2 separate regions of the Homo sapiens genome follow, and region 1 is linked to region 2. The links are chromatin loops, found by intact Hi-C in ENCODE. Cell type or tissue: psoas muscle. All regions are shown on one strand. Each heading gives the region's core, and the rest is flanking DNA. Links, peaks and the distances in the headings are about the cores only. Region 1 overlaps PKP1 (plakophilin 1). Region 2 has its middle 31 kb from the start of PKP1.

Region 1 (14,790 bases), core at 7,471-9,970, 55 kb after region 2:
GCAAGCTCCAGGTGCAGGAAGTCGGGATCGGCTCCTGGAGGAGCTGAGCTTTGAACTGAGTGTGCAAGGAGAGAGGGCTGCCCTTAGCAGACAGGATGGAGGGCAGAGCAGGAATGCCCCTAGGTCTGGACTGTGGTCTGAGAGTACCTTGCTGACTGTTCACAAAGCATAGGCATCCCCTGCAAGGAGGGCAACTGGTTCCATGTTGCCAGCTCCTGAGGTCTCCTAAGCCTCCCAGGCCTTCATCACAAACCCACAACAATGCTCCTCAGGGCCGAGTGAGCACGCTGGCCCCTCCATCCTCCTGCCCCAGGGAGGAGCACCAGACCCAGGAGAGGGCAGACTCCCACCAGTCACTGTCCTGATAGTGTGGACCCTTGTAGAGGAATGGAGAGGGAAGGCCAGGGCAATTTGGTCAGGATGTGCAGGGAGACTTGTCACTGCTAAGGGACTCAGTGTGGCAGCTGCTTAGCAAGTGGGGAGCACCAAGCTTTGGCAGCCCAGGATGCGATCAGCAGCGGATCCTTCTCAGGATGTCTGCAGGAAGGAACTCCACTCTCCCCAGAGACAACAGAAGCCAGTTCTCCTTCCTTTAGCTTCACTAATCAACAACTAATCTTCCTCCATCATTTCCATTCATGTTGTGTAGAGCTCTGAGTTGATGGCTAGGCTGGGAACACTTATGCTTGGATGGGCCTGGGGCTCGATTTCTTCCATTCTGATGAGATACTGTGAGGCAGACAATTCCCTGGCCACAGAGAATGGAATTCTGTCTTCTCCGGAGAAGGAAGCTTCTGGATGAGTCGGCTGTTGCTCTCTCCCCTTCTCCCCTAATATGAAACTTTAGAGAGAAGATTTGAAGAATCAAGGATAATTATAAACTTTTTTATTTTGCCCCAGCAGAAATTGGTGGAGTTTCATTTTGGGCTTTTTTTTTTTTCTTTTGGCCCTGACAAAAACTAATCTACTCAACCAACCAGTATTTAAAGTCCTTACGCTATAGTTGAAAACAAATAACAGACAAAACAACAGCACAAGAAGATATAATTAAAAGCTAAATTTTGCAGCACACGCTAACTTAAACCTCTCCAGGCCTCGGTTTCCTCATCTGTCATTGAAGGCGTGGGACCAGATGACCTCCAAGCCTTGCTTCCCCAGCTTCAGTTCTGAGTCTTGGACATCTGGGGAGGGGGTCTTGGGTTCTGGATGAGCCGCAGGTGGTGGCTTTCGAGCCTGTTTCAGCTGCGCTGTGTCCTCAGTCAGCTCTCAAGGGAGAAGTGCTCCAACCCGCGGCACCTGGTTATTTAATAATCCCTTGAATTAGTGTAGCATTTTGAACTTGTACAAACTGCTTGTGTTTTCATCTCCTGACTTGATCCTTCAGTCTTTGTGAGCTCAGTAGGTGGACCAAGCTTTGTTATTCTCATTTTATTTGCAGGGAAATCAAACCACAGAAAAGTGTAGGGGCTTGCCTGTGACCTCACAGATAGATCTGGCAGAACTGAGTCTGGACCCCAGTGGACTTTGAGCGGGGTGTGAAGAGCAAGAGGAGGGAGGGACCTAGAAGGGCAGGGGGAGAAGTGGGCCAAGCCTCTCCTGCTGGCCAAGTTTCGAAGCCAGCAAGCAGGGCATGGGATTAAGTCATCAAAATACAGTCCTGGGGGTATCTTCTGGTGCCTTATTTCTGCTTTGAGAGTTTTCCTTTTGTCACTAGACTCAGCGAGACAAATGCAGCAGAATTTCCCAAGCGGGTGGAAGAGCCGTCCCCACCCTTTGCAAGGGTGAGGCTCTACTTTCTCCCCCAGGGCCCTGGCATGTCTCTACGGAAGCCTGCCTGCCCCAGGAGAGCAAACTCAGCTGAAAACAAAATCAGCTCAGGCACGGGGAGGGGACGGGGGATCTGTAGAGACACAGGTGGGGAGAAAAGCAGCTCTAGACCCGGAGCCCCTCCCCTCCCGCCCCCACAGCGTGCCCAAGGGCGAGGCCTGGAAGGGGATGAAGACAGGCTGGGAAGGAGGCCGCTTGTGACTTCAGCAAGGGGTGAATCACAGGCTGCCGAACTGCCGAACTGCCTTCCTTCAGAAGAAGCCTTACAGGGCATGCTGTGGTTGGGGAAACTGAGGTTCAGAGAGGCGAGGCGACGGCCTGAGGCTGCACAGCTAGGCAGGGGAGACCAAGACTGGAGCATGGTCTCCTGACTCCTGGCTCAGGGCTCCTGGTCACACTGGCACATCATGGTACTTTTGCCACTACGGGCAATCATGTTTCCCAGACATTCGTCATTTGCATTCTACTGTCACAATTTTTGCAAAATCATACCAACTATTATTTACTTATTTTTAAGGGAATTACTTATCAGTTCCACTGCACTTATTTATTTATTCATGTATTTATTTTAGAGACAGGGTCTCACTATATTGCCCAGGGTGGTCTTGAACTCCTGGATTCAAGCAATCCTCCCGCCTCAGACTTCCAAGTAGCTGCAACTACAGGCACGTGCCAGTTTTAGAGATGGGGTCTCACTATGTTGCCCAGGCTGGTCTTGAACTCCTGGGTTCAAGCAATCCTCCCACCTCAGACTTCCAAGTAGCTGGAACTACAGGCATGTGCCACCATGCCCAGCTATTCCAATGTATTTATTTTGAAAGGAAACTTTATATCACTCACCCAAATGACAAAAACCGGTATCTTTTGCCACAAATGAAGGCTAACCACAACCTTGGTAATCAATTATAATAAATAGAATAAAAACATAACATTAATTCTAGCTAGGTACTTTTACCTGGCAGAAAAGTTTTATTTTTTTGTTTGTTTGTTTGTTTTATTTTGTTTTTTCTTAAAAAGAGAGGTTGGCAAATATTAAATAAATATATTAACACCCAGCTAGACTTTCTCCCTGTGGTAATCAAAATGGGAAAAAGAAGTCCTTTCTATGAGTTTCAATGTTAGATATTGCTGTGTCCTTGATTTCCCTGGAGTCACCCCACAGCCACCAGTAGTGTGTTGCCAGCACTTGGGGGAGATTCCGGGTCATATGCTAATGGCTCAGGATAATTTTCCCAAAGCAGGCAAGGTAGGAGAGCTGAGGTCCTAAGAGCAGAGCCATGAAGTAGAGCCCTCTCCCCTCACCGAGGTGACCTGCCCCACGCCTGGCTGAACACTTTTTTAACTGGCACATTTAAGGTGGATGTTTCTGACTGAGCACCTACAGTTCTCTGGACTCACCAGGGTCTGCTGGGTGCTATGCCCTGTGGGAGGATTGCCCTCTGTGGCCAACCTGGAGAGGGCCCCCAGGAAGTCCCTAAGCTTCTTTCATATCTACCTAGGGTCCTAATCAGCTCTCAGGAGGCCCCACAGTGCTGGGATCTGAGTTGGGGTGCTCACGGGTAGCCAGGGACCCATTCCTCCCTCCTCCTCCTTCCTGGCCACGCCAGAAGCTCAGCAAGACTGAACTAATTCCAGAAGATCCAGGGCTCAGCTTCAGGTACCAGCTTTAACACTAGTCCCTGTTTTCTCAGCCCCAGTTGTGTGTGCTCAGTGGTGCGTTTAGAGTACCACTAAGGGTGGCTGGAGAGGAACCAAACAGTCACATTCCCATCACTCACTGCACCTTCATTCTCATGGTCCTGGCCAGGACAGAACAGTTATCATGACCACAAGGTCTCCTTGCCCACAGGCCTGGCATCCCTTGGGACAGATGGTCTTCCAGCCCAGGTCTTTGGGCATTAGAATTGTGACACATAGCTAAGCAACTACACACTTCTTAAATGTCTTCAAGAACCTCCCACAGTTGGCTCAAAGAAGAAGGGCTGGCACCTCCTGTGTCTAGAACCACTGGGGATGGGGTCTTCCAGGAGTCGGGGCCAGCAACTGGCCAGAGATGCTAGAGTTTCTGTAGAGGGCCCCCTAGCTATAGAGACTCTTTGCCCTGTAGGCTTTGTTTGTGTCACCAGACTCTGGTAGCAGAGTGGCTGGAAGAAAATCACTGTAAGAGACACCAAAGACCTGAGTCCTGGCTTAGGGTCTGCCCCATCTTAGCTGCGTGGCCTTGGACCAGCCTAAAGTTCTCTGAGCTTAATATGCTCACAAACAGAACAAAGCTGCTGCTCTCTGCCCTGCCACCTCATTGGCCAGCTGGGAGATAATCACAAGGTGATGAACGGGGAAGCCCTCTGCACACTGGGAAGTGCCACACCAGTGATGGTGTTCAGGATATGCTCAAGCAACTTCCAAAGACCTTCCCTACCTGAGTCCACTTTGGGCATGGGATGTGTGTCCCACGTGGGCAGGTGGGGAGTGCATATAGAAGTGTGTGTCCGTGTGTGTGAGCATGCATGCACGCATGCTTCTCTTCCAAAGGTGAGATCTCTTACCCAAGCACTGAAGGTCCCAGTCAAGTGTCTCTCCCTTCATGTAAAATTCTTGACTAACAGGCCAGGCACAGTGGCTCACACCTGTAATCCCAGCACTCTGGGAGGCTGAGGCAAGAGGATAACTTGAGGCCAGAAGTTTGAGACCAGCCTGGGCAACATAGGGGGACCCTGTCTCATAAAACAGTTAAAAATCAGCTGGGCATGGTGGTGTGCACCTGTGGTCCCATCTGCTTGAGAGGCTGAGGTGGAAGGATTGTTTCAGCCCAGGAGGTCAAGGCTGCAGTGAGCCATGATGGCAGCACTCCACTCCAGCCTGGGCTACAGATCTGTCTTAAACAAGCAAACAAACAAAAACTGTAACCAGCAGGAGTGGTTTCTTTCCACTGTTGGGTCTCCAGGGACCTCTTTTCTGGGCCAGGTAAGCACCTGCCCTTCAGGATGCTGCCACCTCCCAGCCTTTGGCCCTCCTCTTCCCAGGGCTGGGAAGCACCTCCTGTTCCAGTGCATGGGGTGGCTCTGGGGCCAGCCAGCCTCTCCCTCCAACTTCCCAGTATAGGGTGGGGGGCATCTGGCCCAGTGGGATCTTCCTGACCCTCAAGGGTGCTCTTCTGAGGTGCTGGCTCGTCATCCAGGACTCCAGGAGTTATTTCATATCAGAACGGCCCCCTCAGCTTTCCCTCTTCATGATGAACCATCACTGGGACAATTGAACCAGCCTCTGGGTTTGAAAGCCAGGAGCTATGACCTCAGAACATGGAGCTCCTGGAGGGCAGAATGACCATGCCTTCCACTTCTCTGGGGCCATGGAAGGGAGATGGCTGAGGGCCAGTGGTCCTCCACCACTCGGGCTGTGAGAGCTGCGTCTGAAGTGGCAAACGCCTGCCAGGGATTTCCCTTCCAAAAGGAAACAGACAGGTCTGTGTATGAAACCTTAGGTTCTTGTTTCCAAACCCATCCTAGCAGTGTTCAGAGCTGAGAAAAACCTATTTCTCAGGTGTAGAGGGGGAAAGGTAAAACAGAAACATTTCGGAAAACCTGTTTTTTCCACAGTGCAGTAAATAGGCAAGGAGCAGGAAGTGGAGACAGAGCTGATGCAGGAGCTGGCATAGTTGCGTGTTGATGGAGCACCAGGTGTCGGCTAGGCGCTGGGCTGCACAAGTGCGTGTTGTCCCCACACCAGGCTTAGGAACTGCCATGGACCTGACCTTTGCAGGCAGGCTTAGAGCCTGGAGCCCAAGAGGCTAAGATGCCTTCTTTATCCCAGAATTGTGGCCTCACTGGAGAAAGAAGCATCTTCCCAAAAGACCCGCAAGCTACAAAGTTTTATAGGATATTTTCTACTTAGAAAAGTTGTCCTCAGTTATCCATAGACATTTGTTAATACTGGCATGATTGAAGTATGCTCACAGTTTCTGCTTTTCAAAGCTTATAAGGGATACTGACCATTATTAACCAGATCTCTGGGGAAGTCTCTACTCTGAGGATGGGCACCAAAACTTTTACTTTTTTTTTTTTTGAGACGGAGTCTCGCTCTCTCACCCAGGCTGGAGTGCAGTGGCGCAATCTCAGCTCACTGCAAGCTCCACCTTCTGGGTTCATGCCATTCTCCTGCCTCAGCCTCCCGAGTAGCTGGGACTATAGGCGCCCACCACCGTGCCTGGCTACTTTTTGTTTTTTTTGTATTTTTAGTAGAGATGGGGTTTCATCGTGGTCTCGATCTCCTGACCTCGTGATCCGCCCGCCTCGGCCTCCCAAAGTGCTGGGATTACAGGCATGAGCCACCGCACCTGGACTACATTTTTTTAACATTTAAAAAATTCAGGTGGCAACATGTACCTGCACTGGGCATCAAGGTGTTTATGGCTTCTGCTGTGCCTTCTCTCAGTGGACACTTAGCGACTTCAGTTCAGTAGCACTTAGCAAGTACCTTCTGGAGTTCTCACCTGGGTGGGCACTGCTGGTCTCGGGGTGCTGGTGATGGCATTGTGGGTGCAGCTCCCTCTGCCTTTGAGGACCCACAGTGAGGCACACCCACCACACTTCCTCCAAGGCCAAATGGGATTGCTCTGTGTCCAGGCGTCAAGGCTTCTGAGCAATGGGGCTGCTCTGCCCAAAGCAGTGTTCCAGGAAAAGAAAGGAGGGCCAGCCCAGGGTGGAACCCCCTGCTTCTCAGAGAAGGAGCCGTGCCCAGAGAGGTCAGGAGGCAGGGATCGACACTTCCCCTGCTGAAGTCCCATCTGTTGTGACTCAGGCCTCAGTGGTTCCCATGCTGACTCAGACTGCTGAATAAGCAGGCACCCCTACCCCTTTGGGAAGATTCTCGACCGCCTGGAGCCCTGTGTGCCCCATTCTCGGCAGCCTTGCTCGGGGAGCACCTGTGCTCTCCAAACCCCTAGAGAGGGTAGAGCAGAGCCGCTAAGCCACTTGCGAGGTGCCCCTTGTGATGGGTCAGCTCTGCCCAATATCCCAGTCCTGACTGAAATCCCAGCAAGATGAACAAGGGTCACTACATGCCTACTACATGAGAGCCCCTCATCTGGGCACTGAGTGGGGAGTGGCAGGTACTAGGCAAGTCGCAAATGGAACCTGTCTTTGAAAGACTTCTAATCAAGGTTCTTTCTCCAGCAAGCCCTCACCAGGCCTGAGAGGCACGAGGACTCCATGAAACTGTGCGTGCACTCCCTTTCATGAAAAGGGCCTTGGGAGATCACGCTGCTGAAGATGGCCCTGTTGGACACTGCTGGGTGTGTGACTTGGCAAGCAGACCAGGGTGTGTCTCGCTGGAGAACCGGTTTGGCCGGCCCCACCCTGCTGGCAGAAGCTTGGTTTCAAAATGGGCTAATAGCTGGGGACACAGACACTCTTTTCATCATACCCAGCTCCCAAGGAGTCCAGCAGCTTCTGTCTGTCCAGCTAGAGTTGGATAGAATTCTCTGGGCTCAACCACCCAGCTGCTTTGCTCAGGTCAAGCGGTAAAGGGAAGCATTCTGGACATCACAGCTGGACCCCATGCCGTGCACCGGCACAGGCTGCCTCACCCTGCCTAGAACGGCCCTACCTACCGCCAGCCCACTTTACTCATGGTGCCTTCTCTCTCTTCTGTGCCCTGGAGGCCATGGGAACTGCAGTGCTGTCAGCATCCTGAATCTCCACCCCTAGCACAAATTCTCACAGTCACAGTCCACCTTTCACTGAGCTCTTGCTGTGAGCTCAGCCCTGTTTTAGGCATCTTTGCCCTGGAGAGCTCAGGGAAATGACAGAAACCTACATTAGCAACTAGAAAACAAACAAGACCAGAGGCCCCTGGCTTTAAGGGCAAATAATTCCAACTCTGGTCATTATGGAGACAGGGCTGGGTTAGAACAGGCCTTTTGGAGATGACAGGTGGAGAAGAGGCCTTAGATAAATGTAGGATTTGGGAGGCTGCAGGTGAGGAAAAGCTGTCCAGGGTGGAGGAGCATCTGAACAGAAGCAGGGAGCCTGGGATGTGGCTGAGGTCATGGGGCAGCTTAGAGGGGTGTGCTGGGGAGGGGAAGAGATGGCTGGACAGGCAGGGTGGGGCTGGGCTGGGGAGTTTGTCTTGTAAGGAGCAGACACTGTAGGTTCTCCAGCACGGCAAGAGCTGATGAAAGCTTTCCCTAAGGAAGGTGGAGTGATGGCATCGCAAGGCAGGGACCAGAGCCCTGGGGGCTGGGCAGGGGCCAGTGGGGGGCACTGGAGTGGCCTGGTGGTAAGCTGATGGGACCCGGAGTCAGAGCCTGGGCAGTAGGGGTGTAAAAGAGGGGAGTCAGTAAGGACTCTCTAATGGAAGGACAGGAGGATGCCATCTCTTTTTGAATGGTTAGTTACTGCCCTATCCGATGATTTGGGCAAGCTGGAGCTTTTCCAGCTTTGGGGGCCACTCCACACTGAATGGCTCTCTCAAGGGGCAACTGGTCATATTCAGTTCTTTGAGGCCCTGGATCTGGGGCTTGTATTGCTTCACTGAGACTGTCTCCTTGCCTATAAAGGAGGGGTTGGCCTCTGAGAGCTTCCTGACTTAATGAGGGACAGGAATAGAGGGGAGCTTTCAGTGTGGGGTTAAAACACCCCACTTCTCCAAGAAGGAAGGGGAGAAGGGGAATTACACAAGCAGGCGGCAAAGCGGGGACTGGCTGGGGGGCTCCTAGCTAAAAGCAGCTTTTCCTGGCTCACCTCGGGCTGTGGGACCCCTCAAAAGCCCCACTGGTCTCCCAAGTGAAGAAACATGTCTCTCAGAATGCTCTGGATTTCTGTCTGGCTGTCCAGTCTAGCCTGCTGTCTGGCAGAGTGACCAACTCTGCTCTCAGGAAATTGAGTTTCCAGCCTCTGGAATGTTCTGATCCATGGGATAACCAGACAAGAGGTTGTGTGTGTGTCACTGTCCTTTGTATTCAAACAGCCAGACGCTGCCAGCAGATTGCTATCTGAGTGTGGGGGTGTGGCTGGGAGAGCCGGCATTGGCGGTGAAGCTCTCCCACCTGCAGCGGGCGCACGTGCACTGCCCGTGCATCCTCTTCTGGCTGCAGCTGCTCTCTCGGGACCTGGAAGACAGTGTTTGGAAACGTGTGGGGACATTTTGCAATGACTGTGAGGCATTACTAGCATTTAGAACCTGGAGGCTGGGGCACTAAACATCCTGCCATGCTTGGGACAGCCTATACAAAGAATTGTCCTGCCTCAGGTGCCGACAGCACCCAAGTAAAGAAACACTGCACCATTCATCATAAAGCCTGGCTTCACTCGAAGTGCCCCATCTGGGCAGACCATGCTCCTCCACTTTTCTGAGACATATTTAGACCCATTCTATGTCTGTGGGGTGAGACTAGCACGGGGCTCTGATACTGGTGCATACACTTTCCTGGGCTGTCTTGGCTTCCTGGGTTCATCCTCTCTCTTATGACACCTGGTATCCCATTTAGGTATGTCACAGGTGACATAAAATCTCTCCTTTAGGAGCCAAGTCCTAAGGCAGCCAGCCTGTGCCCAATCTAAGAGTCAGAGGGATATGATGTCCCTACCGAGCAAACACTCATATCGTGGACTGTCCTGAGTGCTTTACTAACATTAGTTCACTGGATTCTCCCAACAATCCTCTATGTTGGCTACAATTATACTAGTTTTACAGATGGAAAAACTGAGGCACGTTGGGCTTAAGTAATTGCCCAAGGCCACCCATTGGGCAACGACAAGGCCAGGCAGGCTGGCTCCAGAGTCTGTGTTCTTGACCTTGGGTCTTCCTCCAGTTTGTAGATCTCAGCCCAGTGAGCTGGAGGAAGCACCTGGATTCCCAGGCAGTTGCTGCCGTTTCAGCCTTCAAGGCTGCAGGCTTCATCCAGGTCCCAGGCCAATTTGTGCAGGGAGAGCTGGTGGCAGTTCACCTCCTTGTGCCTTGGAGGGAATCCAGGCCCCCTCATGGTACTTGGGGAGGACGGGGTCTGAGAGGAGGCTTTACTCCTGCTTGTCAAAGTGACAGCAAAGGGCCATGATGATGGGAGAGAGTCATACCCAGCTGTCCTCAGGCAGCACAGCCCACCAGCACCATGACACTAGGAGCTGGGGTGGGGTTCCCAGGAATGGGTGACGCCACTAGGGTGTGGCTGATGGTGGTAGGCTGGGAAATGCAGTCCCACGGGGATGTCTCTGCCTTCCCCACCTTGCCCGCTCCCCTGCAGGTGCAGCCAATGCCCATTCCCTGTGGGCAGCCCACCCTTGCTGAGACTTGGCAAGGCTGCCAGCTGCTCCTTTTCCCAGCACAGGAAAGCAAAGCCCAAAGCCTCTGAGAGGCTCAATCAGCATGATCACATGTTTGCTGGTTTTGGGCCAGGATGAGTGTTTGGGCTTCTCATTAGGTGTCTGAGATGACGTCCAGGCGTGTCGTTTATGGAGAACAAGGGTGCTCCTTGTTGCATTTCCATTTAAGGCTTAGCTGGCTCTTTGCCCTTTGGCAATGCTGGGCTTCCCCCTCCATGTTGTCATCTGCCACCTTCCTTCCCCTGAGAGGAGAATGGAGGGTGTGGCCATTTGTAAAGGCTTTCATGGCATATTTTGCCTGTAATCTGCAGGACACGCATTCCATACCCAGATGCTCAGAAAATTGCCCAGCTGCTCTCCCCATGCCTTGTGATTGTCCATCTATGCCTCTCCCAACAACCAGACACCAATTCTCTTTGGAGTAGGTTGGTTGACCCAGTTTGGGGAAGAAAATTATGCCTGCCTGAGTGCACAGCTGGGCGTGTGGGTGAAGGGGATGAGCAGGCTATTGCCAAGGTTAACAGTCTGTGGCTTCTGAGTTTTGGATGCAACTTCTGACTGGTGGTTTGACACCCAGTCTTTCTGGGAGCTCAAACCATGGGAGTTTCCTGCTGTCTGTGACTCCCTGCAGAGATGAAAAAGGACCAAGTCGAGTGCCAGCCCCTCCCCAGCTTGTGTGGCTAGATCTGGTGCAGAAGGGAATTACCCAGTTGCCTAACGACCTCCCCTACACACACATACTCTCTCTCTCTCAGGGAGGGGCAGGGGTGGGCGGGCAGGCCCTAGGTTGCTGGGTTTGGCCCTGGCCCATCCCAGCAAAGGTGAGTCCCAAGTCAGCACCTGTGTGGAGATGTTTTTTTATCATACTCGATGTTGATCCTCTACTATGAGAACAAGTTGGAGCAGGCCAGACCCACCAGCTTGTGAGCTCCTGGGAAAGTCCTCCTCGGACAGTTCTGTTCCAGAACTGATTCGCACCAAGTCTCCAACCTCACAGGCCCCTCCCAAGGAGGCCGACTCCCCACTTGGGCTCACACAGAGCTCATGAGGCACCTCATTGTCTGTTGTATGTTTTTGTGCCGGATTGAGCCTCTGCCCAGCTTCTCCCCATTGCCAGCCTGACAACAAAGCCCAGGAGGCCCTCCCTGTACCCCACCTTGCAGCCCCAGGCCTGCCTCCATGTGTGCACGCAGGCCCCTAGCTCACAGTCCCTTGTAAAAGGGCCCAGGGAGCAGGAATATTGTCCCTCTTTGGCCTTTGAGGTGACCTGTTACCCTTTGCTTCTTGCCCTGGAAGAGGGGAGGCAAGATGAAGAGTTTAGCAGAAAAGAACAGTAGAAAACAGTCCTGGCCAGAATAGAAGTTTCTGTGTGCTGAGTATAAGGGGCCCAAGAAGGCTGGCTGTGTGAGAAGCTGCTGGTGTCTGGGAATGGCATAGGGCTTGGAGACCCAGACTCAAGTCCAGGTTTTGTCCTTTCCTCACCGAGTGACTACTAGAAGGTCACTCTTCTCTGGGCCTCCAACTCCCCCTCCTGGACTGTACCATGTGGGACCAGATCAGAGGTTGTCAAACTTTTTTGACAGCAATTCACAGTAATAAATGCGAAGGATTGTTCTGCCTCAGGTGCCGACAGCACCCACGTAAAGAAACACTGCACCATTCGTCATAAAGCCTGGCTTCACTCGAAGTGCCCCATCTGGGCAGACCATCCTCCTCCACTTTTCTGAGACATATTTAGACCCGTTCTGTGTCTGTGGGGTGAGACTAGCATGGGGCTCTGATACTGGTGCATACACCTTTCCTGGGCTGTCTTGGCTTCCTGGGTTCATCCTCCCTCTTATGACACCTGGTAGCTCCTTTAGGTATGTCACGTATGTTGCAACCCAGTACCCATACACTGTTTCACAAAACAATGTGTGACTTTACTACCTGCACTGCACTCTGATATTTTATATTCCAGGATATATTATTCTATTCCATCTTTTTAAAAATGATGGCCATAGTCTTCTAAATTGATTTTATAATCCACAATGGGTCACAGCCTGCAGTTAGAAAAGTAATATATCAGATGATGGCTCAGGTTCCTTCCACGCCAAACATTCTGGGATTCTGTAAGCGTTATTATGGGGGCTGGGGAGGGCTGTATCTCATGCCCTGCTGGATCCAGGACCCCCATTTAGGAACCTTGACTGAGCTTTTCTCCCTTTCCCTGGCCAGATCTACAATGGAACCCTCAAGCGGGAGCCTGACAACAGGCGCTTCAGCTCCTACAGCCAGATGGAGAACTGGAGCCGGCACTACCCCCGGGGCAGCTGTAACACCACCGGCGCAGGCAGCGACATCTGCTTCATGCAGAAAATCAAGGCGAGCCGCAGTGAGCCCGACCTCTACTGTGACCCACGGGGCACCCTGCGCAAGGGCACGCTGGGCAGCAAGGGCCAGAAGACCACCCAGAACCGCTACAGCTTTTACAGCACCTGCAGTGGTCAGAAGGCCATAAAGAAGTGCCCTGTGCGCCCGCCCTCTTGTGCCTCCAAGCAGGACCCTGTGTATATCCCGCCCATCTCCTGCAACAAGGACCTGTCCTTTGGCCACTCTAGGGCCAGCTCCAAGTGAGTGCTGCTGGGCTGGGTTGGGGAGCCAGGAGGGCCAGTGGGGAGACACACCCTTAGCCTGACTGCACCCTGCAAAGGGCTCCTGGGATGACAGGAGAGACATAGCTTCTGTCCCTGGGGAGTTCATTGCCCCTGGTGTAATGGACTCCCTAATGGGGAGAACCTGGCCCCATGGGCCCTTGAACTCAAGAAGTTCTTAGTGTGAAGGTGAAACAGACATTGACTGTGTAGGTTTTAAAGGTCACAGTTTATGAACAGAAAGAGGCTAATAGTTCTCAAAGTGTGTTCCTCCAACCAGCAACATCAGCATCACCCAGGAATTTGTTAGAAATGCTCATTTGGGGACCCACCCAGACCTATTGTCTCAGAAACACTGGGAGAGGGGCCCAGCAATGCATATATTAACAAGCCCTTCAGTGATTCTGATTTACACTAGAGTTTGAGAACCTCTGATCTTAGGCATGTAAATCTCTATCCATGTTCTGAAAGAGCAAAGGAATATGCCCCGGTATGGACGACGGGAATAGAATGGGTTTCAGGTTACGTTATAAGACAGGTAAATCCAAAGGACAAATAGGACAAATAGACATAAAAACTGAGGGACATGGCCTGGGTGTGGTGGCTCACGCCTGTAATCCCAGCACTTTGGGAGGCCGAGGCAGGAGCGGGTAGAGGGTGCTTGAGCTCAGGAGTTTGAGACCAGCCTGAACAACATGATGAAACCTTGTCTCTACAGAAAAATACAAAAATTAGCCAAGCATGGTGGCGGGTGCCTGTAGTCCCAGCTACTCAGAAGGCTGAGGCAAGAGAATCACTTAAGCCCGGGAGGGGGAGGTTGCAGTGAGCTGAGATAGTGTCACTGCACTCCAGCCTGGGCAACAGAGTGAGACCCTGTCTCAAACAAACAAACAAACAACAACAACAACAACAAAAACCCTGAGGGACTTCATGGGGCTTCATGATCTACTGCTACAGAACAGAGCACAACTCCTGTGCATACATGTGGAAGGCCATCACCCAGAGGAAACAAAGGAGACCAAATGGGGTGCCCCGTTAGGAGCCATAGACGCAGAGGTGTCGTGAGTGACACTGAGCCTGCCCTTCAGGGCTGGGGGCTCCCTGAACCTTTGAACTGTCCTTCATCACCACCTACTGCTCTTGTTATTTATTTATTTGGCAAATGTTTGCCGACCATCTACTACATGCCAGGCTCTTTGACAAGTGCGGGAGACACAGCCATGATAGGGACAACCCAGAGCTGTTCTGGAGCTACACAATTAACTCCTTTTCTGAGAGCCTCAGGAGCTTTGCATTCTTCATCTTTAATCCTCACACCCGCCACCAGGCAGGCATGAGTATTCCTGAGGAGAAAACAAGGCACAGAGATGTTAAGTAGTTTGTCCAAGGCCACACAGCTGGCTCTCCATCCTGTGCTCTTCCCTACTGGTACCACACTGTTCTGAAAATAAGCAGAACCCCGTTATAGAGCTAGACGTTTCCGAACTACCTGATGGCCGTAAGGCGTATTTAGGATGATCTGGAGAAGAACTAAGAAACCTCTCTGTCTTGGAGGCTGATCAGGGCAGCCTCTGGCTTCAGCTCATTGTCCCAACCAGAGGCCCTGAGTGGAGGTTCTAGGTGAGATATGGAAGGGATGAGTGTCAAGCCATTTTGGGGTGACATTTTACTGATGAATGCAGGGTGACATTCTCTCAATGCAGGCAGCAGTACTACTTACCCAGTGCCAGAGAACTCTGCACCTCGGGTGGTTTTCCTAGAAATGAAGTTGGGCTGCTATAGCTAAAACCATGGGTATTTATTGACCACCAAGTATGTCAAAGCATAAGGATAGGGCTCCCTCTTTGAATGCTGGACACAGCCAGTCACCACCCTGTGACTCTACACCAGGGGAGCTGGAGAGGTTCTTAGAAGAGAGGTTTCCCTTCCCTAGGAAGGCTTCACAGATGTGGGGCATCAGCAGGGCCAGTGGTGTGCCTTGAGGCATGCCTGAGACCTGGCCAGGGTACAGT
Region 2 (14,790 bases), core at 7,707-10,206:
AAGAAGGAAATATGTTTAACATCATGACCAAGATAGATTTATACCAGAGTTGCAAAATGGGGTTAATATTAGAAAAATGATTAATATAATTCACCACATTGATAAAGGAAAAAAACCATACAATCACCTCAGTAGATGTAGATAAAGGACTCAATAAAATTCAGCATTCAGTGAGAGGTAGTAGCATGTTATAAGAGGGACTCTGGAGCCAAACTCCCTGGTTTCGAATGCTGATTATACTGTGAAGAAACTTTATAACCTTCAGCAAGCTATTTAATCTCTCTGAGCTTCAGTTTTGTTTCTTATCTATACAGATAAAATTAATAATAACTTCTTCATAGGTATTACCTATGAAGTTGTGAGGATTAAAATAATTTACATATGTAAAGCATTTAGAACAATCTTTTCTGGTAATACATGTTTGCTCTTATATTTGTGATTTTAAAAAACTGTTAGTTAACTAGAAAAAGAAGGAAAATATCCATAACCCTGGAAAGAGCATCTAGAAAGACCTGCAGGAAACATCATAATTAATATTGGAATGTTGAAAGCATTCTCTTTAAAATCAGAAGCAAGACAAATTGTTACTGCCATCATTTATAGAAATTATCATTGTACTGGGGCTACTAGTCAGTGCAATGAACATGTAAGAATTGGAAAGAGAGAAGCAAAGCTGGCGTTACTGCAGATGATAGAATTGCCAACATAAAACTGCCAAATAATCTATAAATTATGAAAATTAATGAAACAATTTAACAAAAGTTCTGAATAAAATAATCGACATTAAAAAATTATTTGTATTTCCATGAACAGCTATCGTCAATTAGAAAATGTTACTTTAAACAAATATCGTTTTGGATAGCAACAAATATCGTTTTGGATAGCAACAAACATATGAAACACCCAGAAATAGATCTAAGAAAAAGTGTGCAAAAACTACATGAAGAAATTATGAAACTTTATTGAAACAAATTTTAAATGGCATAAATAAATGAACATGCTATGTTCCAGGATAGGAAGATAATATTTCAAAGATGTTAATCGAGTCTGTAGATTCAATGTATTTCAATAAAAATCCCAATGGGGTTTTTCATGCAAATTGACAAAGTGATTATAAAATTGATGTGAATGAGCCAAGAATCAAAAATAGTGAAGACATTGCTGAAGAAGGAAAAGGAGGGAGAAAATGTGCCCTATTAGAATTGAAGACTTATTATCTCTATAGTAATTAAAGCAGTGTGATATTGGTGTATCAATAGACACATAGAATAGTAGAAAACAATAGACCCACGCCTATTTGGAAACTTAATCCATGACACAGTGGTTATTACAGGTCAATAGTTTAAAGATAAACTGTTTAATACGTTGTTCTGGGACGATTGGTTATCCAAGTGAAATTGAATCCCTACCTTATACCATATACAAAAATGAATTCCAGATGTATTAGACGTTTATACGTAGGTGGCAAAACTATAAATCTTAGAAGACGCTGTAGGAAAATATCTCTGTTCCTCTTAGGTAGAGAAGGATTTCTTGAACAAGATTCCGAAAGCAAAGCCATAAAGGAAAAGATTATAAATTTGACTATATTAAAATTAGACATGTGTTTTCATCAAAAGACAATAAGGAATGTCAAAGGATATGCCACAGGGTAGAAGAAATATTTGCCACAGGAATATCTGTCAAATTATTGTACATAATTAATATTCATGAGAAACCCTTCAAATCAGTGAGAAAAAAAAATCTCAAGAAAAAAATTGGCAAAAAATAAAGACATTTCAAACAAGAGATAATACCAGTATTGGCCCATAAACTTGTGAAAAGATACTTAGCATCATTTGTAACTCTAGAAGTGCATATTTGAGCCACAATTGTATATTTCATCTCTATTCGATTGACAAAACTTAATAGTCTGTTTACAAGTTTTGGTGAAACTGAAAAAATGAGAACTCTCACCCACTGATAGGAGTACTGATAGGAGTGTAAACTGGAGAAAGTCTGCTGTTACCTGATCAGGTTGACCATGGGAATTATGTCTCTCTTTTTTTTTTTTTTTTTTTTTTTTTAATGGAGTCTAGCTCTGTCGCCCAGGCTGGAGTGCAGTGGCCCAATCTGGGCTCACTGCAACCTCCACCTCCCAGGTTCTAGCGATTCTCCTGCCTCAGCCTCCTGAGTAGCTGGGATTACAGACACCCACCACCATGCCAAGCTGATTTCTGTATTTTTAGTAGAGATGGGGTTTCACTGTGTTGGCCAGGCTGGTCTCGAACTCCTGACCTCATAATCCGCCAGCCTTGGGCTCCCAAAGTGCTGGAATTACAAGCGTGAGCCACTGCGCCCAGCCAGGAATTATGTCTTTTGACCCAGCAATTCCAATTTATATGTCTAGTATATAAGCTAGATGATAAACTTTTGCACATGTGTCCTGTGTAAAAGAATGTTCATAACAGCACTGTGGCTATTCAATAGCACAAACTGGAAATAACCCAATACCCTCCGTGGTAGGACAGATAAAAACATAAAATATAATAAAGCTTTGAAAAAGAATGAACAACTGCTTTATTCATCAACGTGAATGTATTGCAAAAACAACTTGATTGAGAGAAACAAATAACGTAAACTACAAACAGTACAAGCCCATTATATAAAGGTCAAACTAAGTAAAACTAAACATAGTAAAACTATGCATGCAGGATGGATGCATACATAGGTGGTACAGCTATAAAGAAAAGCAAATGGGTAATTAAGGTAGCTGTCAGGATAGTGGTTGTTCCTGAGGGGAAGAGGATAAGATAGGGGAGGAACTAAGGGGAGGCCTTTAGGGAACTGGTAATGGTCTATTTCTTAATTTCTTAATATGGGTAGTGTAACATGGAGTTTATTATCATTCTTTAAGCCAAAAAATATTTGTTAATAAATTCTCATATGGATGATACATTTATCAATAAAATAAGTAAAAGTAATAAACGATTGCAAAAAACACTTCTCTCCCTCCCTCTTCTTTCTCTCTTCACCTCTCCTGACTCCCCTTAACTGAATTACATATATAATATATAGTAGTTGAAAGAGTGCTCTTGAGTGTATTAATTTAGATTCCAAACCTAAATTTATTAGATTTGATTGCAGATGTATTCGAGTTATGTGTTTTCTGTTCCTAATTTTAGACTCTGCACAGGATAAAAGTTGTTACACCTGCACTGACATATAAAAGATAATATTGCATTATTGTTCTGACGACCCTTGCACCTCCTTCGGGGACTTCGCAGGTTGGGCTCACCTAGGCCGGGTGCAGGCCTGCGCCTTAGGTTCCTGGAGCTTGGTGTTGTGGGGAGCACTGACTGGGGAGGATGTAGTTTCTGGCTCCAGACTAGCATATCCCTCTGCCCCTGTGCAAACAAGAAAGAGGATCACCGTCATCTCTGTCCTCTCTTGCCCCCACCCTCCAAATCCTAAAGACACAAAGAACAGATCCTCCTTGTGGGGAAGTCACTGTTTTCTTAGGCCAAGGAAGCACTCTGGGCCTCCATTTTCTCCTCGTATAAGATTGGGCCATCCCTCCCTTACCTGCCACTTGCCATGGTTGGGTCGATGAAGTGACTTGGTGGATGTGGAGTGAATGAGAAACCTGGTGCCAAACCACCCACGGCTGGGTAAACTTCTACGGATTTCAAAGAATTGACATCTTTCATTACGCTTGGGTACTGTATCCAGTCGCATTGTCTTAGGGAGGCTGTTCCTGGCGTGCCTGTACCTCTCTGAGCGCAGCTAGTGGTCTTGGCCACCTTTGTTCCAGCCCCACTGGTCTCTTTATTGTCCCTCTCCCTGGAACATTCCTCCTCCAGATACCTGCACAGCTCACTCCCATGCCTCCTTCAGGCCTGTGTTACAAAGCACCTTCTCCATGAGGCCTTTTCTGACCACCTTATCTAAGATGGCAACCTCCCTCCCTGTCATCAATCTCTGTCCATTTTCCTTGCTTTATCTTTCTCCAAAGTATAATATCACTATATGACACATTGATTTTATTAATTTGCCTTGTATCTGTATCACTCCTGTGAGAATGTAAGATTCCTTACCTGCCACTTGCTTTTTTACAGACTTGTTTTTTCTTTTATGTTCACTGCTCTATTTCCACTCCTAAAATAATACCTGGCACAAAACCGATACTCAAATATTTGATAAATAATGAATAGGGTAGTGTTTTAGTCTGTTCTCTGTTGCTTATAATAGAATGCCTGAAACTGGGTAATTTATAAGAAAGAAAACTTATTTCTTACAATTATAGAGGCTGAGAAGCCCACGGTCGAGGGGCTGCATCTGGTGAGGGCCTTCTTGCTGGTGGGGACTCTGCAGAGTCCTGGACCCAGGGCATCCCATGGCAAGGGGACTGAGCATGCCAGCTCAGGTCTCTCCTCCTCTTCTTATAAAGCCACCAGTCCTGCTCCTGTGATAACCCATTCGCCCACCAACCTATGAATGGATTAACCCTTTCATGAGGGCAGAGTCCTCATGACCCAGCCACCTCTTACAGGCCTCACTTCTCCATACTGCCGCATTGGGGATTAAGTTTCACATAAGTCTTGGATGGGACAAACATTCAAACCACAGTGATTGTAATTCAGTTATGGGCTTTGGAGTTAGACTACTGTCTCAACTCAATAAACTGACCAGCTATGTGATATGGAGCAAGTTCCTTTAACCTCTCTGAACCTCAGCTTCCTTATCAGCAAAATGAGCACAAAACAGCACTCCTTTCAGAGTTGTGAGAAATAAAGGTATATAAAATGCCTCCCATCGGGGCTGGCAGGAGAATGTGAGGTGAGTCTGCTGTGACTATACATGATTAGGAATGCAGCAATGGGGCAGGATGCTTCTCAAGTAGGAGAGTGACCCCCTGCTTTGTTGGGTTACAGGGCCCTGGCCTGGGAGTCCTGGAGCAGGAACTGGATGAGCTTCGGATGGTGCAGGCCCAGCTGGGGCCGAAGCTCCGAGAAACAGAGGTACTCAAGCAGGCACTGGCCAAAGCCCCCCCTAGAGAGATTGGCCTAGGCACTCTGGGGGAGGGTGGAGGTGCAGGGCCAGCTGGCCATGCTGCAGGAGAGGCAGGCCTGCCTAGGAGCAGGGGCCCGAGGCTGCTCAGCCAAGGACTGGACTGGGGCCAGGCATCAGGCTCTCGTCTGGTGTGCCTTGTCTAGACCCTGGCCACCAGCCTCTGGGAGACCCAGGAGATGCTCCAAGCCCTGGAGAGAGGAGTATAGGAGGCACAGGAGCCGGCTGGAGCAGAGGCTGGGGGATGTAGCCCAGAGCACCTTGGAGGTGGAGAGGGCGCTGGGCCAGGTGAGCTGCTCTCCCAGGCTCTGCAGCTACGGCTGGACGGGAGCCAGCAGGAGCTGAGAGAGGTGAAAGAGAGTATGGCAGAGCTGACAAGTGGAGGCTCTGGGGTGTAGCAGCTGGAGAACATCTGGTGAGAACAGGGGTGGTCAGTCGGACTGCATGGGGAGTCAGAAGGGTAGCCCTGCCCTGTGGGGAGGCCTTGGGTACTTCACTTAGCCACCCTGAGCCTTCGGCTTTCCTTAAATGAGATGAGATGCTGTCCTGCCTGCTTTGCAAGGTTGTGAGGATGAACGTGCTTCGAGCACTCCTAATACTGGGTGATGTATAACTGGCTCCCGCTGGGTCTCCTTCGTTGTCCTGCTGATGCTGGCGAATGTCAGCAGGCCCCTGGGTTTTGTAGGGAGGAGTATTGATGGGGCACAGGAGACCCTGCTGTCTCACTTCTTCCGTTGTGGATGTTTTCTGAGCCCCGAAGCCTCAGGGTTTCCCAAGCATTATTCTCATTAATGTATCCATTCCCTCATCCACTAGTTATGGAGTGCTTACTATGTGCCAGGTATCATCTGGGTGCTAAGAGAACACAATATGGCCTAGAGGTGCCCCCAGTTTAGGAGACACTGGCCAGTGGCCAGGCAGTTGCATTATTAGCAGGTAAGTCCTAGCTTAGATAAGCACAGGGTGCCATGGGGGTGCTTCAGTGGGATACCCAACTCAGCCTAGAGGAATCAAGGAAGGCTTCATGGTGGAGGTGGCACCTGAGCAGTGTCCCAAAGGACAAATCAGAAATTAGAGCATCATAAAGGCAAGGAGGAAGTTCAAGATAGAGGAGCCATTGAGAAGTGGGTGCTCTGGGAGAGAAGGAGGTAAAGTTCATGGCTTTTTGTCGATTGGCTGTCAGCTGAGAGGGGCAGTGGTGCAACGCCCTGAGAGATGGGGAAGGTAGAGATGAGCTCATTTTAAACACAGCATGTTGACTGGTGGGAAGTCGGGTTGGGGGATTGGGGTTGGAGATGTGCATTTGGGAGACATCACCATCCCTTTAGTTAGGAGCACGTGGGAGGGGTTGAGGTCGCCCTGGGATAGGTGCCAACTGAGAATAGGGGTGAGCTGATGGGGGGCTCCAAGGTGGACAGAGGGTTCAGAAGCAGCCCGGGGCCAAGCAGCAAGGCTGGTGGGAGGGACACCCATAGAGTGCCAAGGTGGGAGGATCTGCAGAACTGAGTGAGACGTTCTGGGCAGAGAAGGATGCACATAAGCCAAGGCGTGGGGTGATGGTGCTGCCTCCTTGGGGCACTGGAGACTCTGCCCACAGCGGCAGACCTTGGGAGGAAGTGGCTGCTCGTGGGCCCAGCTCATGGAGCCCCATGCCCTCCAGCTCCCAGGCCCCTGCTACAGAAGCTGTAGGCCAAGAAGCTGGCCCAGGAGCAGCAGACACAGCTTGCCCCGCAGGGCCACTGGGAGCAGAGTGCAGAACCGGGCAGCAGGGCCACCATCCTGGAGACCTCTCCACTGCCCTGTGTGGTGACTGACCCGGATTGGGGGTGCTGCTGGGATGTAGAGATAGGGCAGGGATGGTGAGGAAGCCAGGCAGGGAGAGAAGTCTGAAGGGGCTGAGGGAGGGGAACAGCGGCAGGCAGCCAATTTCTCATGGCCACTTCATCACCCACACCACATTGTCCTCATCTGTCGAATGAGGTAATAATACCTGTATCTTGGAGTTGTTGGGGTTAAATGAGGAAACATGTGTGGGAAGAGCTTAGCACCTAGCAGGTATTCAATTGCTGTCAGGCTACTAATAGGCCATTAGTATTAGGCTATTTCTAATAGCAGTAATAACAGGCTTCAATGCCAGGTTGCTAGGAATTTAAATTCCCCAGGGAGCAAGACGTTGGTCCTGGAGAACAGAACCCAAGGGGGAGGAGGGCTCTGCTCCTGTCTCTTGCCTGGAGGAATCCAGTCCTTCAGTCCTACCCTACCCCCTAATCAACAGCACTGTGTCTCAAAGGACCCAACTATGTTGGGAGGTGGGTCAGGGACTCTCCTGCCTCCATGGGGACTCTTCCTGTAGCACCCAGGACCACAGACAGTGCAAGAACCCTGGGCCAGGACACCTGGCCTCCGACCTCAGCTTTGAGAGGCTGGCAAGTCCCTGCCTCATCTGTGCCTCTGTTCACTTCTCTGTGCATGAGAAGGCTGGCCTAGGTGACTCCCAGGCTTCCTTCCTGCTTGTCCTGTGCTTCTGACACCCTCTGGCCACAGTGGGGCTGGGCCTCCTCCCTCCTCCTGGCATTCTACGTGTGTCCACTCCCCAGGTTTGCGCTCTGCTGCCCAGGGGAGGAGAGCACGGCCTGGGCTGGGGCCGGGGGCAGTGTGTCAGGCACCTTCCCAGGATGCCTGTGATGTGGATAACAGCGGGCTAAAGCCAGGGCTGGAGAAGGACCCCAAGCAGCAGCCTCTCCCCTCCTCTATGGGAGGCAGGAGAGGCAGAGCTTCTGTCTTTAGGTGGACAGGAGGTGCAGGGATACAAAATGTGTGAAAGTAAGTGTGGGGCCAGATGCCATGAGCAGGTGGCGATGGACAGTTACAGCAGGCTGCACACTGAAGTGCTTAGGCATTTGGAGCATCTGCTGCATGCCATGTGCAGCACCGGACCCAGGGTACAGCAACATGCTCCCTGTGAGGCTTCCCAGAGGGCTGACTGTACCAGTCAAACTAGTACCTAGTCCATAGAAAGTGCTGGGTGCTGTGGGGCCATATAACACGGGGACCTGAGCAGGCCTGGACTGAGGCCTGGCGGGGCAGAGGCTTCCAGGCTAAGCGGTGAGGGGACAGCATTCCAGCGCGGAGAGGACCATGCAGTGGGAGGCCCGGGAGAGCACCTCTGACAGCCAGAAAGAAGCCCGCGGGGACTGGAGTCCATGGTGCATGGGGAGTGAGAGGAGGGCTTTGAAGGCTGCCTTCCAAGGCGAAGCCAGGGGCTTTAAGGAATTGTCAGAGGTGCTTCCTGGAAGGAGGAGAGGTGGGGCACAAAGGAGTTGGAGCCTTGACCTGCAGTCTGTGAGGGCCCATTTCAGACACCACAGTCAGAACTCAGGGTTTCATTTAATACTTTCCTGTGGGAGCTGCAGCCGCTCAGCCAAGCCCAGCCAAGCCCAGCCCAGCCCAGCCCTGCAGGCAGCAGCCTGGACCTCTGAGCCCAGGGCCCAGTTCCAGCTCGGGAATGCATGGGATTGCCTGGTCTGATTCCCCCAGGGTAGAGAAGGCCCGGACAGAGAAAGGGCCTTGCCCTGAGTCCCACGGTGAGTTAGTGCCAGAGCTGGGCTTAAAAACCAAACTCCTAATTTACATTCTTTCCACTCTCCCCATCCAAGGCTAGCACTTGTCCTGGGATTGAGGCTGTGGACTCCACCAGCCTCTGCTGGGGGAAGCTCTGGGGTTCCTGGATGCGTGGTTCAATGCAGTGTCATGTTTACTAGTTGCGTAGCCTTGGGTAAGTGACTTAACATCTGGAGGCCAGCTCCTCATCAGTAAAATGGAGATAATAGTAGACCCTCCCCCAGAGCACTGTGCGGGTTCAAGGTCACTCCGCATCATGGTGCTGCTGTTATTTCCAGATCTCTTCTCACACCCCTGGTGGAGGTTAGCATGGCGTGGCTCTCCAGCACACCCAAGGAGCAGCTGTGAACACTGTGGCTGAATCAGTGAGGGCCAGCAACATAATGGCCAGAAGCCCCAGGGAGAGCAAAGCAGGGGTTGAGTGGGTGAACAGAGCTGGAGGGAGCAGGAGAGGCCTGGACCCCTTCCCAAGTCCCTGGGGTCAGCCTGCCATCCCAGACATGACCACCAGGTGGCACCACAGGCTTTGCGGCGGGGCCGGAGCCTGGGAGAGGACAGTGGGCCCTTTGAGACCTCTGGGGACAACCTGGGGCAGGGAACAGGTGAGTGGGGTGGAAAGTGGGCTGGAGCTGGAGTGGTGGGCGCCGGCAGGCCATGTCTCTCTGGGAAAGACGGCATGCTGTCCCCAGGAGGCCTGCACCTGGCCCCGGGTGAGGGGTGCCTCCTTCTTCCCCTCCTCAGTGTCCTCCATGGTCCTCAGCCCGGGGTCTTCTGGGTCTTCTGGAGGTCAGGACTCAGGCTCTGGGTATCACAGAGGGTCTGCATAGTGGAGGTCGGTGGGGCGGGCCCTGGGAAGCCCCGGGGTGTGTGTGAGGGAGGGGCTAACTGGCCCTCGGTGCCCCAGCCTGGCGCCACCCTCTCTCTCCTGTGCACCCGGCCCGTTTGGCCTCCTCACCCCACTCCCCACACCCGCCACCGAGCAGCAGCCCCTCTTTCCGCTTCCTTCCCTCACGGATGATGGCGGGATTCTAGACTCCCTCCTCCTCCGCCCCTGCGGGACCCTGGGGACAGAGCAGGTGGAACAGAGGCCGGGCCCACACATCAGACTTCACCTCTTCTTCCCTGGGTCCACAGCTGGGGTTCTCTCTGAGAGTCAAGGAGAGCATGGCAGCTCCCTCAGGACCTGTCTTAGATGACCTGGACAGGACCGCAGAGTGTCCCATCAAGGTACAGGAGCTGGAACAGAGGACACTGAGGCCAGGAGCCGGCACTGGGCTCTCTGGCAAGACATGCTCCTTGGAAGATGGCGTCGGACCCTTTCCCTCCACCCTGCAGCCCTTGGCAGGGGAGCCCGTGGGGGTAGCCAGGAGAGAGGAGAGCGGCCTCAGGGGCGCGGCCTTGGCTGCTGACAGCACTGTCGCACTCCTAGGACATGTGTCCTGGGTGAGGCGCCTGGGATATGGGGCACAGGCTCAGTGAGAGGCCCCGAGGGAAGGGACAGGCTCTCTCCTCAGCAGTTGGCTGCCGCTGATGCTGAAGAAGCCGCCAGGCTGGAAGGGGCTGGAATCCAGTTACTGGGGAGGGCTCCTCCGAGCCCTAAGTGATGGAGTGAGATGGAGTGATCAAAGAGTGATGGAGTGAGATGGAATGATGGAGTGTTAGAGTGAGTTGGAGTGATCGAGGAGTGATGGAGTGAGATGGAGTGATGGAGTGAGATGGAGTGATGGAGTGATGGAGTCAGATAGAGTGATGGAGTAATGGAGTAAGATGGAGTGTGGAGTGATGGAGTGAGATGGAGTGAGATGGAATGATGGAGTGAGATAGAGTGATGGAGTGATGGAGTGCTGGAGTGAGATGGAGCGATGGAGTGATGGACTGAGATGGAGTGATGGACTGAGATGGAGTGATGGAGTGATGCAGTGAGATGGAGTGATGGAGTGACGGAGTGAGATGGAGTGATGGAGTGAGAGAGTGAGATGGAGTGATGGAGTGAGATGGAGTGATGGAGCGAGATGGAGTGATGGAGTGAGATAGAGTGAGGGAGTGATGAAGTGAGATGGAGTGATGGAGTGAGATGGAGTGATGGAGTGAGATGGAGTGATGGAGTCAGATGGAGTGATGGAGTGAGATGGAGTGATGGAGTGAGATAGAGTGATGGACTGATGGAGTGATGGAGTGAGATGGAGTGATGGAGTGAGGTGGAGTGATGGAGTGATGGAGTGAGATGGAGTGATGGAGTGATGGAGGGATGGAGTGAGATGGAGTGATGGAGTGATGCAGTGATGGAGTGAGATGGAGTGATGGAGTGATGGAGTGACGGAGTGAGATGGAGTGATGGAGTGACGGAGTGAGATGGAGTGATGGAGTGATGGAGTGAGATGGAGTGATGGAGTGATGGAGTGAGACAGAGTGATGGAGTGATGGAGTGAGATGGAGTGATGGAGTGACGGAGTGAGATGGAGTGATGGAGTGACAGAGTGAGATGGAATGATGGAGTGAGATGGAGTGATGGAGTGAGATGGAGTGATGGAGTGATGGAGTGAGACAGAGTGATGGAGTGATGGAGTGAGATGGAGTGATGGAGTGACGGAGTGAGATGGAATGATGGAGTGAGATGGAGTGATGGAGTGATGGAATGAGATGGAGTGATGGAGTGAAATGGAATGATGGATTGACGGAGTGATGGAGTGAGATGGAGTGATGGAGTGATGGAGGGATGGAGTGAGATGGAGTGATGGAGTGATGAAGTGATTGAGTGAGATGGAGTGATGGAGTGAAATGGAGTGATGGAGTGAGATAGAGTGATGGATTGATGGAGTGATGGAGTGAGATGGAGTGATGGAGTGATGAAGTGAGATGGAGTGATGGAGTGATGGAGTGAGATGGAGTGATGGAGTGATGAAGTGAGATGGAGTGATGGAGTGAGATGGAGTGATGGAGTGAGATAGAGTGATGGATTGATGAAATGATGGAGTGATGGAGTGAGACAGAGTGATGGAGTGATGGAGTGAGGTGGAGTGATGGAGTGATGGAGTGAGATGGAGTGATGGAGTGAGATGGAGTGATGGAGTGATGAAGTGAGATGGAGTGACGGAGTGAGATGGAGTGATGGAGTGAGATGGAGTGATGGAGTGAGATACAGTGATGGATTGATGGAGTGATGGAGTGAGATGGAGTGATGGAGTGAGGTGGAGTGATGGAGTGATGGAGTGAGATGGAGTGATGGAGTGAGATGGAGTGATGGAGTGAGGTGGAGTGATGGAATGAGGTGGAGTGATGGAGTGAGGTGGAGTGATGGAGTGATGGAGTGAGATGGAGTGATGGAGTGAGATGGAGTGATGGAGTGAGATGGAGTGATGAAGTGAGGTGGAGTGATGGAGTGATGGAGTCAGATGGAATGATGGAGTGAGATGGAGTGCTGGATTGATGGAGTGATGGAGTGATGGAGTCAGATGGAATGATGGAGTGAGATGGAGTGCTGGATTGATGGAGTGATGGAGTGAGATGGAGTGATGGAGTGATGAAGTGAGATGGAGTGATGCAGTGAGATGGGGTGATGGAGTGATGGAGTGCGTTGGAGAGATGGAGTTGGAGTAATGGAGTGAGATGGAGTGATGGAGTGAGAGTGAGTGATGGAGTGATGGAGAGAGATGGAGCGATGGAGTGAGATGAAATAATGGAGTGATGGAATGAGATGGAGTGATGGAGTGAGATGGAGTGATGGAGTGATGGAGTGAGATGGAGTGATGGAGTGTCATGGAGTGATGGAGTGAGATGGAGTGATGGAGTGAGATGGAGTGAGATGGAGTGATGGAGTGAGATGGAGTGATGGAGTGAGATGAACTGATGGAGTGAGACGGAGTGATGGAGTGAGATGGAGTGATGGAGTGACATGGAGTGATGGAGTGATGGAGTGAGATGGAGTGACATGGAGTGATGGAGTGATGGAGTGAGATGGAGTGATGGAATGACATGGAGTGATGGAGTGATGGAGTGAGATGGAGTGATGGAGTGACATGGAATGATGGAGTGATGGAGTGAGATGGAGTGATGGAGTGATGGAGTGAGATGGAGTGATGGAGTGAGATGGAGTGATGGAGTGAGATGGAGTAATGGAGTGATGGAGTGAAATGGAGTGATGGAGTAATGGAGTGAGATGGAGTGATGGAGTGAAATGGAGTGATGGAGTGATGGAGTGAGATGGAGTGATGGAGTGAGATGGAGTGATGAAGTGAGATGGAGTGATGAAGTGATGGAGTGAGATGGAGTGATGAAGTGAGATGGAGTGATGAAGTGATGGAGTGAGATGGAGTGATGGAGTGATGGAGTGAGATGGAGTGAGATGGAGTGATGGAGTGAGATGGAGTGATGGAGTGATTGTCTCACCCCCTCAGGCTGCTGCCTGCTGTCTCCAACCTCCACTTTTGGGGAGTAGGGTGCCCTGCAAAGCCCGGAACCCTACAGCTAAGGCCAAGCCCTGCTAGCCTGCACTCTCACCCCCAATGGTTCTCTGTGGAGCTCCCGTCCCTGTGTGGACATCCCCCTTTACCCAGGAAGCTCAGCCCTGTCCCTCTGTTCCCCTCCTCTTCTCAACCCATGAGTGATTCACAGCCCCAGGGGCCTGTTCCCCGCTCTTGAGGTCTCTAGAGCACCCTCGTAGCTAATGGCTGGGCTGTGGAGGAGACACATCCTAAGGCAGAAGCCCACCCTCCTCGGCCACTTCCCTGTTCTGAGGGCCACTCGTATATTGGCTGAGGAGCAGTTCTACCGTCCACAGCGCAGTGGACTTTGGGCGCCTCCACCTGGTGCTGAGTGCGCACGACCGCTCTGCTGTCCCATTCATCTCTGATGTTGGCTTCAGCCGGTGCAGCCCACTCGTAGCCCAAAAGCTGGAAAAACGTGTGTGTTGGCCTGGGAGCAGTGGGCACTGGGCGAGGTGTCAGGGCAGAGCTGGAGGGAGGCAGGGCTGCAGTGGGGGGCAGTGGAGGTGGCATGGCACTGCACAGCACAAAGATGGCCCTAGAGGCTCCAGGCCAACCCTCTCCTGTTTCTAGACTTGCTGCTCCCTGACACTGGGAAGAGGAAAGGCCCCCAGTTCTGCTGACCTTACCGTTTTCAAACTCCTTCCTGACAATTGGAGGAGGGTTTTATTTTTTTAATGATTAAAAAAAAAATCAGTGAGTTGGTTCATATTGGCTCAACCTGGCAGTATCACGGGCACTGCCGAATCCTGAGCAGCCCCAAGAGCTGGGGACTGCCTTGGGCCACTCTGCTCCTTCTCTGGTGGCTTTCCCCCTAGAGGTCGACAGCGTGAGCCTCCCTCCTGGAGCTGGGGGAGGCTGGGCTTGGGAACGTTACCAGGACAGCTCAGCAGGGGAAGATGGCAGGGGCCAGTCATGCCTCGTCATGGCAGTTACAAGGTTAGGGAGGGCAGAAGGCGAGTTTGGCCAGGGAGGCCTGGGTGGGGGAGCTCTCACCTGTTATAGGTAAGAGGGGTGTGGCCTGGTTGTTTGGGGGCTGCGGTGGCGGATCCGCCCCTCCCCCAGGCCTGGCCTCGCCCAGAGAGCCGCCCTCTTCCGGGAACCTCCTGCTCCGGAGCCAGGAAGGGCTGCCCTTTCCCCACCAGGAGGCCAGGCACGAGCTCCACCAGGGTGTGGACCCCCAGGGAAAGTGCGCCAGGTGCCTGGGATGCTCAATGGGGGACTTGTTCCAGGACTGGGAGGCTGGCGGGGTGGGGGCTGCTGCTTCCCTGGAGCAGCACCTGTCCCCCACCCCCACCTCCCGCGTCAGTGGAGCTGTTGGCGCTTGCACCCGGCTTCCCAAGCGATGAGACACGGCTCCCAGCCAGCCGCCCCAAGCCGCTGGCGGCTCACATCCTGTCATCTGGGGCAGCTCCGCAGAGTGCTCCCAGAGCCCCTCTCTGCAAATGGCCTGTGCCTGCCCCAATTTCCCTCTGCAAGAGGGAGGCCCGTTGGTGGACTGGAGGGAAATGAAGCTGCGGGCGGACAGATCCTCCTCCACCAAGTCAGGGGCGTATTCTCCCAGCCTCTTCCCCAGACCCTGAGGGTGTGGCTGAGGACGGGAAAGGGACCAAGAGCTAACTGGCCTGCGCCCAGCCTG

Evidence for each region. A loop is a pair of places that touch in the nucleus more often than their neighbours do. Peaks named below come from ENCODE experiments on the same cell type or tissue, not always from the same donor. Only the 100,000 strongest peaks of a DNase experiment are listed, where the experiment ranks them.
Region 1: a loop joins it to region 2, with 2.2 times the contacts of the local background. A loop is called at or near these places in 15 of 110 quality-filtered maps.

Annotation. Positions count from the first base shown.
Region 1 is chr1:201,300,804-201,315,593 of GRCh38, forward strand. PKP1 (plakophilin 1) reads left to right here. Exons shown (of 14, transcript NM_001005337.3): 3 at 12,363-12,757. Among named protein-coding and RNA genes, the nearest start is that of PKP1, 25 kb to the left of the region's middle. RefSeq lists an enhancer at 1,986-2,491. In psoas muscle, for the core only: no CTCF peak of the experiment used is centred there; a DNase peak (open chromatin) is centred at 8,868; H3K27ac peaks cover 1,569 bases.
Region 2 is chr1:201,245,554-201,260,343 of GRCh38, forward strand. No RefSeq gene overlaps it. Among named protein-coding and RNA genes, the nearest start is that of PKP1, 31 kb to the right of the region's middle. In psoas muscle, for the core only: a CTCF peak has its summit at 9,172 (motif pointing right); a DNase peak (open chromatin) is centred at 9,178.